Regions from separate parts of the Mus musculus genome. Here region 1 is linked to region 2. The links are chromatin contacts, found by Hi-C in ENCODE. All regions are on one chromosome and are shown on one strand. The core of a region is the stretch at or near the end of the contact, and the rest is flanking DNA. Distances in the headings are between cores, read along the strand shown.

The links. Hi-C counts contacts between places; a loop is a spot of excess contacts on that map.
Region 1: a loop to region 2 is called in a map of v-Abl transformed pro-B cells, with 2.5 times the contacts of the local background. The contact joins the promoter of Nxpe5 here to the promoter of Zfp157 in region 2. A Hi-C loop is called at or near these places in 2 of 37 maps with a recorded cell type or tissue (heart and v-Abl transformed pro-B cells).

What each region holds. Positions count from the first base shown.
Region 1 is chr5:138,224,153-138,227,578 of GRCm38, forward strand. It overlaps Nxpe5 (neurexophilin and PC-esterase domain family, member 5), which reads left to right and starts at 1,752. Exons shown (of 6, transcript NM_001013773.3): 1 at 1,752-1,852.
Region 2 is chr5:138,439,570-138,443,375 of GRCm38, forward strand. Zfp157 (zinc finger protein 157) reads left to right here and starts at 1,907. Exons shown (of 5, transcript NM_028130.3): 1 at 1,907-2,060. The coding sequence starts at 2,058.

The DNA.
Region 1 (3,426 bases), core at 502-3,001, 220 kb before region 2:
AGGCAATTTTGTATGCTAGGCAAACATTCTATAAACCGAACTACATCCCTCACCTTAACAATGTGGGAGGTCATTCCACCATTCGGAGCCACAGGGCTTTAAGCTAGACAAATACCACTGTGTTGTTGTGGCACATTCTATAGCCAGGCTAACCTGGAATTTATAGTCTTCCTGACAAATCATTTTTTTCTTGGTCCATGTTCTTGGTATGTTATTGATGTGTATCTTTATTTCCTACCTTTTGTTGTTGTTGCTTAGCCTTTTGAGACAGAGTTTGGTGTATCCCAGGCTTGCCCCCATCTCCTTCTATAGCTTGAGAATCACCCTGAACTCCAGACCATAGAACCTCAGCCTCCCGTGGGTTGGGATTATAGTTCTGTGTAGTTCAAGGTGGCATAGTCAGCAGGGCTACCTGAGGAGAAGAGTCTGTTCCCTGGACCTTGGATATGAATTAGGCTGAGGGCTGAAGCAGAGGCAGACTTGTCCTGTCCCAGCCTCGTAGGGCTGTAAGGACACTTTGCAAAGGACGTGCTGTTTCTAGGCTGCTACCTACCCAAAATAGAGGCTCTAGTAGATGGGTTTTTACTGTAGGAATTATTTGGTTCACTGAGTGCTCTGTATTGAAGAACTGGGTGTTTGGTATAAAGTTCTGGGGTTCCAGCTCCTTGTAACCCCAGCAGTATGTAGGGAGAGGGGCTGAAACAAACGCACACCTTAAGCTCATTAGTCAGAATGCGTAGTCAAGTGAGAGGCCCTACCTCAAAACATAAAGGTGGGAAGGCACCCAAAAATCTGCCTCTGGGCTCCACATGCTCAAATGTGCACACACGTTAACAAGTACATACATACAACACACACCTACAACACACACACATACACACATGCACCACATACATACAACACACACACACACACCACACACACACACACTACACAACACACACACACATGCCCCACACACCACATATACATACTCCCACATAAATACATACATACATACAACACATACCATATACACACACTCCCATATACATACATATGTACAACATACTTCCATACATACATACCATATGCACACACTCCCATATACATACATACATACAAACATACAACACATACATACACACATACACACAATTCCCCCACATATACACACATACACTACATACAATCCTCTCACATACACACATACCCACCACACCATACATACACACTGTCATAAACACACAAACATACTTCATACACATTTCACACACACACACATGGGGGGCACAGAAAGAGGAGAATCAAATTAATAATTTTTTAAAAAGCATCTGCTGGGTATAGTGATGCCAATCTTTAATCTCAGCATCCAGGAAACAGAGGCAAGTAGATCTTAGTGAGTTCAGGCTAGCCTGATCTATATATTGAGTTCCAGGCTAACCAGGGCTACACAATGAAACCTTGTCTCAGAAATAAAATAATGAAACAAGAAAATAATAAAATAAAATAGGTATGCAGAAGGTAAGGGTAGAGGTGGATGGTGAATTAAGCTGCTTATAAGTGTAACCCTAGATTAGCTAATTTCCTCATCAAGCTAAAGTTGCCCTAGTTCTTTTGTTTTTAGCACAGTCCAGGCCAACATCAAACTCTCTTTGTAGCTAAGAATGAGCCTCAAACCTTTTCTGATTTTCCTGCCTACACCTCCCAAGTGATGTGATTGTAGGCGTGGGTTACTACATCACAAACCTACCTATGCAGTCCTAGGGTTCAACAAGGCTCTGTGCATGCTGGGCAAGCATCTTGCCCATTGGGCCACATCCCCAGCTTATTTAATTATACTGTGCCCTATCCCTGACGCTCCAGTTCCAAGGTAGGCATTTATGTTGCATCCTTTTTACTTTCCTGTTTGTTTGTTTGTTTGTTTGTTTGAATCCTGGAAAGTTACTTTGCTCACATTTTATAAAAGCAATGGTTTCCCGCTGGGCAATGGTGCACATTTTTAATCTCACCACTCAGGAGGCAGAGGTTGGTGGATCTCTGAGTTCCAGACCAGTCTGATCTACAGAATGAGTTCCAGGACAGCCAGGGCTACGCAGAAAAAAAAACAAAACAAAAACCTGTCTCAAACAAAATAATAATACATGTCTGTAATGGGTTTTCCCCCCTACTCCATTCCCTAACTCCTCCCAGGTCCATCTCTACCTTCTCGGCTCTTTTCAGTATTGCGTCTCTCTTTTTTTTTAATATCCCACTGAGTACAGTTTTTATTGCTAATATATTCTAGGGTGTGTGAGCTACCTTAAAAAAACTGGACTCTTCCTCCTTCCATACCCATTAGCTCTCTGCAGCTCCTCAGCTAGGGGTAGGTAAGTCATTCCCACGTTAGAACGTTGGCCACCTTGAGCTTACCTAGGATGTGTGCAGTCAAGCCCAGTGGCAGCCTTCATGAGTGCAGCAGTTCAGTCACATAGAGAAGGCACTCCCAAACTCTGGCTTTTACAATCTTGGGACTGCGGGTCTTCTATCATAGTAGGCAGGTTTACTTGTAGCCCAGTCTGGCCTCAAAGTTACTATGTAGTTGCAGATAACCCGAGATTCTGATCCTCCTGCCCTCAACCTAGTGCAGGCATTGCAGGTCTGAGCAACCAGGCTGTGTTGCTTTGAATAAGAATGGCTCACAAAGGCTCCTATATTTGAAAGCTCAGTCACCAGGGACTGACACTGAGAAGGACTAGAAGAGTGATCTCAACCTTGGGTCAAGACCCCTGTATTAGGTAGGGTTCTCTAGAGTCACAGAACTTATGGATAGTCCCTATACTGTAAAGGAATTTATTGATGACTTACAGTCTGCAGTCCAATTCCCAACAATGGTTCAGTAGTAGCTGTGAATGGAAGTCCAAGCATCTAGCAGTTACTCAGTCCCACACAGCAAGTAGGCAAGGGAGCATGAGCAAGACTCCCTTCTCCAAATGTCCTTATATAGTCTCCAGCAGAAGGTGTAGCCCAGTTTAAAGGTGTGTTCTATCAAACCTTTAATCCCAGATGACCTTGAACTCGGAGATTTAATCTTCTGAAATCCATAGCCACTATGCCTCAAGATCTCCATACCAAGATCCAGATCAGAAAATTCTATCTCCCAGCCTCCAGATAAGGGTCACTGGTGAGCCTTCCAATTCTAGATTGTAGTTCATTCCAGATATAGTCAAGTTGACAACCAGGAATAGCCACTACAACCCCTTTAGTGTATGAAGGACACTTTCACAGAGGTCGTCTAAGACCATCAGAAAACACAGATATTTACAGTATGATTCATAACAGTTGCAAAACTGCAGTTAGGAAGTGGCAACGAAAAGAATTTTATGGTGGTGAGAGGGTCACAACAACATGAGGAACTGTATTCAAGGGTATCAGCAACAGGAAGGTTGGAGGAAGTGAGATATAGAA
Region 2 (3,806 bases), core at 657-3,156:
CTTTATTCCTATGATTTCCACACTTTGGGTCCTCTCGCCATGGCAGTGAGGATTAAATTGTGGTGGTTGGCACAGTTGCCTGGCAGAACAGAGTGTCTACATAGCATGGTCTGCTCCTGCTTAACAATCTAGGGTCCTGGCACCAGATAGAATTGTTCTCTTCCCTGCTAGGATCTGGCAATGTGTTGTCCCCAGTACCTTACCTCTTCAGTACCCATGCCCCTAATGGATGCTCTTACACACACTCCTCTAGTTAAACTCTGGGAGGATGGCAAGATGGCTCATCAAGTAAAAACACTGCTGCCAAACTAGGTGACTTAAGTTTGATTTTTGGGACTCACAATGTCTAGCAAACTGTCCTGGGACTTTCATACTCAAGCCCATGCAAACACATATAAATACATAAATTTAAACTCATTGATATATGTGGTGGTTTGAATAAAAATGGTCCCCATAGGCTCATATCATATATCTGAATGATGAATCATGAGGGAGTGACACAACTTAGAAGAATTAGGAGGTGTGACCTTGTTGGGGGTAGATGTACCCTTGCTGGAAGAAGTGTGCCACTAGCAATGAGCTTTGAGATTTCAGAGCCCAAGACAGACCCAGTGTCTCTCTCCCTGCTGTCTGCAGATCTGGATGTAGAACTCTCAGCTACTTCTCCAGCACATTTCTGTCTGTGTGCCACCATGCTCCTTACCTTGAGAGTCATAGACTAAATGGCCGAAACTGTAAGCAAGCCCCCGTTAAATGCTTTCTTTTTTAAAAGCCATTGCCTTGGTTATGGTGTCTCTTCACAGCAAAAGAACACTGACTGAGATAATATACCAAGCTATGCTTGAATGAATCTGATTTTTTTTTTTTGTTCTGTTGCTTTTGTTCAATCTGGGGAGAATAGAAGTTTGTTCAAAAATAATTAGTAAGGAATTTAAGAAACCACTACGAAGTAATCCTTGACAGCTATTGTCTTGGGGGACTGGAGTCATACTGAATTACTCTGGAAAGCATTTTAACCGTATTAATGCCTGGGTTCTAGATCCTGGACTCTGATTTCACTGGTTCTTTATTCCACTGGAAACCTTTGCTATGATGTCAGAAGTTACAATCACAAGTTCTATGGTTTGTGATGCCTGAACTATGCATGATATCCATGTATGCTGTGAGGCTTTGCCTAGCTAAAATCAAAGAACAAATTCAAGACATGATCCCTTGTTCGGCTACATTGTTACAAGAGAAAATGTATTCCTTGCATACACATCTGTATGAATGTCCCTAGCTTTCTTGGGAAGGTGACCTAATAACAGAGATTTGATTATTGTTTATGTTGGAAATAGAAAAAAAAAAAAAAGAAAGAAAGAAAGAAAGAAAGAAAGAAAGAAAGAAAGAAAGAAAGAAAGAAAGAAACCAGTAGGCCTCTGTTTGTGCTGGGATTAAAGACCAAGGAATGGAAATATTTTGCATGTATGTGGGATGCATTATACATGTTTTCAAATATTTCTTAAGGTAAACAATGAAAAGCATCCATAGCAGCATTGGTTTCCTAAATGGTAGTTTTTAAAATCAAATCCAAATGTTTGTTTTGATTGTTTTAAGTGAATACTTAAATTTGTTCTTGGAATACATAGGGCACGAACAATGTATATAGATTTATATACAATTCACACATTTTCAGATACTTTATTTACAAGGTTAAGTGAAAACAAAAAGGAAGGAGGTTCTGTCACAGGAAGCCCTGCCTTAATTTACCCATGAAAGCAAGGCCTTGTCAATTCTGGCTTCATCCACCCCTGGGTTGAAGCGTGAACTGTCACTCAGGGTGGACCTGAAGCGCTACCCTATCAGACACAATAGACTGAAGGCTACCCAATCAGACACACGGTCGGAAGGGAGGAGGCGGGCCTTGCGTACGTTGTTGCTGACCCCGCCATCTTGGCATCTGTGGCCGCTTTCTTCTCCCAGCTCTGTGTTCTGGATTGCACCTAGTGTCTGTCGCCGTGTGACTCGCTGGTACCTGGACACCCAGCGCGAGGCGGGGCGCTCACCTGAGTCCCGAAATGGTGCGTTTACCCACGACAAGGCCCCTAGCCCCGCGTCCCGCATCGGGGTCGCTTGTGCCCCTGCTGCCTGCGCTGTGGCCAGGCTGAGCTGGCTGCTGCAGCTCGGGGGTCTTGTCGCGTCCGCGTGATTCCCATGACCAGGGCTGCTATGGATGCCTCCTAGGTGGGGACACCGGGACTGCGGGACTTATGACTGCCCAAGCGCGGCCGGGAGTTTGTCGGCCGCCTCCAGATCTGGTAGGACTTTGACCAGCATGGGGGATTGCTGCCTTCTTGGTCTCTGGGCCCTCAAGGCCATCGGCCTCCCCAGGATTTTTCTGCAGCCGGCGCCCCGCCCCGTCTCTTCATCTTGCATCTCCACGTTTGTCCCTGGCTTCTCAAGTCACAATCTTGTGATGTTTCTATCTCAGAACCTCTATGGAAGCCCGTGAGCATGACCTTCCCCGCCCACTTCCTCACCTCTCAACCCATCTCAGCCCATCACGTTTTGTTCATGAGCCCGGTCCTTCAAGTCCCGGGAGTCCCTGAGTGACCCGGAGTAGGTACTTCTTCTCCTCTCTGCTGTTTCCTTCACTCTCCCTCTGTCTTCTGCCTCTGGCTCTCTATTTCTAGGGATGGAGTCTAGGAATTCATTTATGCAAGGTAGTGCTCTGCCCTAAGCCAGTTAGTTACTTGTCCTTTTTTTTTTCCTTTCACGATTTTAGCATTTATATATTAATGGTACACCGTAGTGACTTTCATTTCATTACATCTTATATCTATGTGTAATGTTGTATTTTCTTCTACCTAACCTCTGTTATCCTCCCGGTCCTTTTCCTACTCCCTCAGATTCTCTTCCTCTTTTCCAGTACTTCCCCTTAGTATTAGTTTTTTTTTTTTTTTTAAATGACCCCCCCGACTTCTACATAGGAAGAAGGTTAGTTACAGGAGCATGGGCCCCACCATTGTCTATACTACTATACTACGGAATAAAGAGGCTCTCCTGAGCCTCTCCCTATGCAACCATTAACTGCCTATACATCCTCAAGGAGAAATGGGGCCTTGTGAGCCTCTTCCTGTTCTTCACAATTTCACTTCATTTACAGATTTTTATTTATGTGTTTTTTAGCTTCCTAATTTTTTTACAGTTTGTTTGCTTATTTATTTATTTATTTTAGACATAGTTTTAACTGCAGCACGAGTTGGCTTTGAACTTAACCATTCTCCTCCCTGAGCTGGGAACACAGGCCAACCTTTCGTACTTGTTGGCAGGAGCCCAGGTCCTAGTTGTCCTTCCTTTACCTCTCCCCACCTGTGCAACTTGGGGATCAGGGGCAACCCTGAATGCTTCTCTTCTGGTGGGGTCCTGGCACACAGGCATAGCTTATGTAGCACAGTATGGTGCTGGGGGAATTAAAACGCAGGTAGCAAAAAAAGGACTAGAGTCAGAGGAGAAGACATGAGAGACAGCACACAGCAAGACCTGCAGACATTAAAGGGAGGGGAACCAGCCAGGTGCTTAGGGACATCCCTGGCTCATGTGCTCTGGAATAAGAGAGGTGGGGTAGAGAGGCAGGCTCTGTAAGTCCCGTTTTGGAATTTGGCCGTATAGCACTGGGCTTTCCAGATATTCCTTGGGTACTGGTCTGGTTCCTGGGTGGTGAAGGAGGAAAGTTAGGAGACTCTGGGTGCAGGAAATGGGGACTGCACCCTAAACCTGAGCACTTCACATATCAGTCTCAGTTCTCTTTATGTGTGCCCCTTTTG